Linked DNA regions of Homo sapiens: region 1 is linked to region 2. Evidence: chromatin loops called from intact Hi-C (ENCODE). Cell type or tissue: heart right ventricle. All regions are shown on one strand. Links, peaks and the distances in the headings refer to the core of each region. The heading gives the core; the rest is flanking DNA.

Evidence for each region. Peaks named below come from ENCODE experiments on the same cell type or tissue, not always from the same donor. Only the 100,000 strongest peaks of a DNase experiment are listed, where the experiment ranks them.
Region 1: a loop joins it to region 2, with 2.1 times the contacts of the local background. A loop is called at or near these places in 2 of 110 quality-filtered maps.

Annotation. Positions count from the first base shown.
Region 1 is chr4:184,846,970-184,849,891 of GRCh38, forward strand. All of the region lies in intron 2 of MIR3945HG (MIR3945 host gene), which reads right to left. Among named protein-coding and RNA genes, the nearest start is that of MIR3945, 2.7 kb to the right of the region's middle. RefSeq lists a silencer at 2,453-2,522. In heart right ventricle, for the core only: no CTCF peak of the experiment used is centred there; a DNase peak (open chromatin) is centred at 1,714; H3K27me3 peaks cover 358 bases.
Region 2 is chr4:184,977,219-184,980,140 of GRCh38, forward strand. No RefSeq gene overlaps it. Among named protein-coding and RNA genes, the nearest start is that of LINC02437, 11 kb to the right of the region's middle. In heart right ventricle, for the core only: no CTCF peak of the experiment used is centred there; a DNase peak (open chromatin) is centred at 1,193; H3K27ac peaks cover 497 bases.

The DNA.
Region 1 (2,922 bases), core at 178-2,677, 130 kb before region 2:
GAGGGGACAAACCAGTCACCATTCAGGAGCCTGAATAACCAGGGCTTCTGACACCGTGGGCCTCAGACTACCCACATCAGCACCACGTGGGCAGCTTGTTAAGGAGGCGACTGCATGAGCCCACCCAGATCTGCCTGTTCAGAATGTCTGGAAGGGGACTCCAGAACCTGTGTGCCCCTCCCGCATCTTCCTCAAGGCATTGTTTTGCACACAAACATGTAAGAATCACCGGGCGTGGTGGCTCGCACCTGTAATCCCAGCACTTTGGGAGTCCGAGGAGAGAGGATCACGAGGTCAGGAGTTTGAGACCAGCCTGGCCAACATGATGAAACCCTGTCTCTACTAAAAATATAAAAATCAGCTGGGCATGGTGGCCCATGCCCATAATCCTAGCTACTCGGGAGGCTGAGGCAGAAAAATGGCTTGAACCTGGGAGGCAGAGGTTGCAGTGAGCTGAGATCCCGCTACTGCATTCCAGCCTGGGCAACAAGAGCAAAACTCCGTCTCAAAAAAAAAAAAAAAATTGTGAGACCCAATTAAATGATCTCTAAGCTGCCAGATCAAAAACACTGTGACTTCAGAATCCCAGTTTAAGAAAAATGATCTTATTTCTCAGTAATTTATAATTTTAAAGGTTTAATCTTCTTTCTCCCCTAAGTATTATCTCTCCGTCTTTAAGTCCCAACAAATTATTTATAAAATAATGTATGGGCTGGGCGCGGTAGCTCACACCTGTAATCCCAGCACTTTGGGAGGCCGAGATGGGTGGATCACCTGAGGTCAGGAGTTCGAGACCAGCCTGGCCAACATGAAGAAACTCCGTCTCTACTAAAAATACAAAAATTAGCTGGGTGTGGTGGCATGTGCCTGTAGTCCCAGCTACTCGGGAGGCTGAGGCAGGAGAATCACTTGAACCCAGGAGGCGGAGGTTGCAGTGAGCAGAGATTGCGTCATTGCACTCCAGCCTGGGGGACAAGAGTGAGACTTTGACTCAAAAATAGTAATAGTAATAATGATGATGATGTGTGAAGTTTACTATGTGCAAAAACCTATGTTTTGCATGGAGGAAAAATATATGAGGCACCCTGCCCTTAAGGTGCTTCTAGGCTAGAAGAGGAGCTGAAAAGGTGTGGAACCAACTTTGCCACAAGGCAGAGAGTGCTCCCAGGGCTGATAATCCAGGAAGGGGTCAGTTGATAAATATCCTAAATCTCAATCCTGGCAATAAGTACTGTATAAAAGATAGAATCAAAGGTCTCCAGGATTTCAGAAGAGGGAGATAGGAAAGCCGGCGGGGGCAGTGAGAGAAGCTTTAGAGAGGAAGCAGCATTTGAGAGAGGACTTTAAGGATAAGTCGTATTTCAGTAGGCAGAAAACATTCTGGAAGAGATGGCATGAGAAAGCCATAGTGGTGGGGAATTGCAAAGTGTACTGCAGAACAGGGGGAAGCTCATTTTGGCGTGAGTGGAGAGGGATTTCACTGGAAAGCTGGGATGGTGTATCAGTTATCAGTTGCTGCATAATACACCAGTCCAAAATCTAAAGGCTTAAAACAACAATAGTCATTTCTTTTGCTCATGGATCTACAGCTTGTCTGTGTTCCACCCTGTCAGCTTAATGGGACCTGGAGAGACCACTTTCAAAGTGGCTCCCTCACATGGCTGGGAAGTTGGAGGGAGCTGTCTGTTCCTTTTGTGGGCTTCTCTATGGCTTGAATTTCCTCACAGCAGTTTGATTTCAAGAGAGCCAAGTGAAAGCTGTATTGCCACTTATGACGTAGCTCTTGGAGTCATAGTATCACTTCTGCTGCGGTCACAAGACGACATCCAAATTCAAAGAGAGGGAGCAAAGTGTCCTCTCAGTGGAGGAGTGTCAGAGTCACCATAAGAAGAGAATGTGGGAAGGGAGGTATTATTGTAGCCAATTTTGGAAAATACATGTAAAACTCTTAACGCATGAAATACACAAAAACTCTAATCAGGCATTAAATAATAATATAAATTTAAAAAAAACACAAATTTCATTATATATCACAATAACCTTTCAAATAGGCAAAGCAAATATTATTTGTATTTTGCAAATAAAGGAACACAACTGAGAATTGGAGTAGAAAGGTGGATTTGCAATGAATTTAATGAAGTTTTCACTTTTAGAGCCCCTCACTAGCACTGACACCTTCTTCCGAGGCCCCAGAGGGGACCCAGAATTGTGTTCACATGGTCATATGTTTCGTAAATGTTCAGAGGTAAAGTATCTTTACTACAACTAGTTAAGTCTGCTGTACCTTCACTTCAGCCTCCCTTCCATCACATCCCCTTGCGTCAGGTGTTACTGGGCATTTTGGAGACCCAGCTAAGGGGAAATTGAGTTATAGCTATATTTAGTTTTGGTGGAGTAGGTTATAATGATGTGGTTTTCAGTAACTTCAACACATGGTTAAGTTATTACTGGGCACCCCAGTGTAGAAATGACTTCCAGGAATACTCCTATGGCTTACTGACTAACTCAAACAGCATTGTGACACTAAAGTCCAGGACCAGAGGTCATACTGTGGTATGACTGTATCTCCTAGTACCCAGAATTCGCATGAAAATATATGGGTAGTGGAGAAAAACAAGGTTTGAAAAGTACATCGCCAGAAGCTAGTCTGTGGAGAATTCTTCCAATCAGATATAAAATTACAAGGACAATACCTTTGTGTATAGTTCTGGCTTTTAAAATCTTTTTAATGTTTCACATATTCAAAGAACAAACTTAAAATGAATAAGGTCCGGCAAGGTTACAGGATTAAGAGCAATGTACAAATATTAATTGTATTGTATACAGTAGCAATGAGCAAACCAAAAATGAAATTAAGAAAGTAATTTCACTTAAGATAAAAATTCTAAAATACTTAGAAGTAAATTTAACAAAGATGTACAA
Region 2 (2,922 bases), core at 154-2,653:
GAATATATTCATTTGAAAGAATATATTCATTTGAAAAAATATATTCAAAGCCATTAAAATAATATGTAGGCCAGGTATGGTGGCTTACTCTTGTAATCCCAGTATTTTGGGAGACGCCGAGGCAGGAAGATCACTTGAGCTCAGGAGTTTGAGACCAGCCTGGCCAACACGAAGAAACCCTATCTCACCAAAAATACAAAAAATTAGCCAAGCATGGTGGCACATACCTGTGGTCCCAGTTACTTGGGAGGGAGGCTGAGGCAGGAGGATCACCTAAGCCTGGGAGGTGGAGGTTGCAGTGAGCTGAGATCGCACCACTGCACTCCAGGCTGGGGGACATTAAGACTCCGTCTCCAAAACAAATTAAAATAAATAAAATAAAATAATACATATATGGACTCTGTCAATATGTGGAAAAGTATGTATGAATAAAAAGAACAAAGACACATATTCGTTGATTACAACTGGGGAAAATTATGTTTATACAATGATAAGAATGAAAACAGTAGAGATAGGTAAATCGTTCAAGTTTTCAACTGAAAGAATTATTTGTGTTTAGGGAAGGTGTGAAGTGTAAATCTCTACAGAAAAAAAAGTTTCAAAATAGCAAATCTAATGGATGTGGGCTCTGTTAGGAACAGCATGGCCATGCTTTCAAACCTCCTTCAGGGCTGTCCTGGGCAACAGAGGAACGCTTTTGATCTGCTGTCTTGGCAAATTTCAAGTACACAATCCGTGATTATTAGCTACAGTCACCAGCTGAAGTGTTCTCAGCACACACACACACACACACACACACAAGGTAACTATGGGAGGTGATGGATATGTTAATTAGTTTGATCGTGTATATATTCACAAAGTGTATATATATATATGTATCAAAAGATCACATTGTATACACCAAATATATATGATTTGTATTTGTTAATCATACCTCAGTAAAGCTGGAAACATTTTTTTCAATTAAAATTGCCTCGAAAAGTAAAAATGAGAAGAATTATAAATATTTAGTAAATGTCAAGTGCTTTATTCATGGATAACAAAATATATTTATAGTGCAAAAAACAACAAGAAAGAACATAAGAAGTGAGTTCATGCTCTCAGCCCTCCCCCAGCTCCGCCCTCCCCGAGGTCCCAGTGTTCCGTCCTCTTTCTGTCTCTAACCTTCCACAGACCGAGTTCCCTGAACCCTTCTCTTAGCCTCGCCCTCTGCTCCTGGGAGACAGCCAACATGGATGGAGTCACGTCTGCTTATATCTTTAGCCAGGACTCACTAGAATGTTCTTATCCTTCTCAGGAAATAGGTTTTTTTCTTGTGCAATATTATTTTCTACTGCCCCCATCTCCAATTTGAAAAGTAGCAGGTGCTCATTATAAAAAGCTTCCAGTTTAAAAAATGTTGTAATATTATTTTAATCTTTTTTAGTGTTACATAAGAGCTGTACAAATCTTCAGGGCATATGTGATATTTTGACACATTGCTATATTGTGTAAAGGTCAAGTCGGGGAATTGGGTTATCCCTCACCTTAAATATTTATCTTTCCTTTATGCTGGGAACATTTCAATCATTCTCTTCTAGCTATTTTGAGTTGTGCAGTAGATTATTGTCAAATATGGTCACTCTACTGATCTATCGAACACTAGGTCTCATTTCTTCTATCTGACTGCATATTTGTACCCATTGATCAATGAGAGTTTATACATTTTCTGTATTATATTGGGGACCCGTCTGTTGTGTTCTGGGGCCTGCCCCATTCACAGCTGTCCCAAGGGGGTTTCTTACCCACAGTCTACTGAGCTGTGTGTCTGTTGACTCTGCCCCTGCCCTTGCCCGCTGGATTGACCAGGGCGGTCCCACAGTCACTCATGCTTTGTGGTGGGATGCAAGAGGCAGCAACAGTACTGCCCTCACTCACTTCTGCAAAACACTCGTGGCTGCTACCTTCTGCGTGCCAGGATTCCCAAAAGCCTCATGGACACTCTTTTAAAGCACTGCCTCCAAAGAAGGCCTTCTAAAAATACACGTGTGATTTTAAAATGTTCATGCACTTGGATCCCATGATTCTACTTCTGGAAATGTATCCAAAGGATATACTCATAGATATTCAAATAGAGACCTGTAAAAGGGACTTTCTGTGTGACATTATTACTTTTCTTGGGTCAGATTTCTTCTATGTCTATTTCTTGTTTCATGGCAAACTGTGGGTGAGAAGCCCGTCCGCATGGCTGTGAATGGAGCAGGCCCTGGAACTCAACAGATTGGTCCCCAAAATAATTCAGAAAATGTATACACTCTTGTTGATTAATACACAGTTAGATAGAAGGATCCAGAAGTAGCTTGGGTGCCAGCATCCTGTCAGCCCCAGGGCAGAGTGCCTGTCTCAAAGGCAGCAACCCCGGCTGGCGTGGCTGCAGCGTGGGCTCCTGTAAGGCTCTGCCCTGACTGCACTGCACTCAGGCCCTCTTGTCGGGAGCTGAGCGACGAGACACGCAGGACCGTCTCGCAGGACTGAGGGGTGCAGGAGAGCATTTGCCTACGACCCGCAGAGGGAAGGAACGAAGCAGAAGCCACAGAAGAGAAAAAAGGGAAGGGGAGGGTTTAGCTGGTGGGAGCAGAAGGAGAGAGAAAGAGAGAGAGAGAGAGAGAGACAACACTAGACTCCCAGCTTCATGAGGGAAGCGGCCAAGTGTGCCTTGTTCACGTCCACATGCCGGGAGATAAGCCGTGCCTGGCAGATGGAAGTCACTCCTTCAGAGTTTGTGGACTGATGGACAGACGGAAGAGAGAGCACAGAGCAGGCAGGGTGTCTGGAAGCCCCCCCGGGCCTGCAGCCTGCTGCTCCTGCAGATCTCTGAGGGGCTGCTGTTGCCATCATCCACATGGCCCCTTCCAGCCTCCTCTGCAGACAAGATTCCTTCCT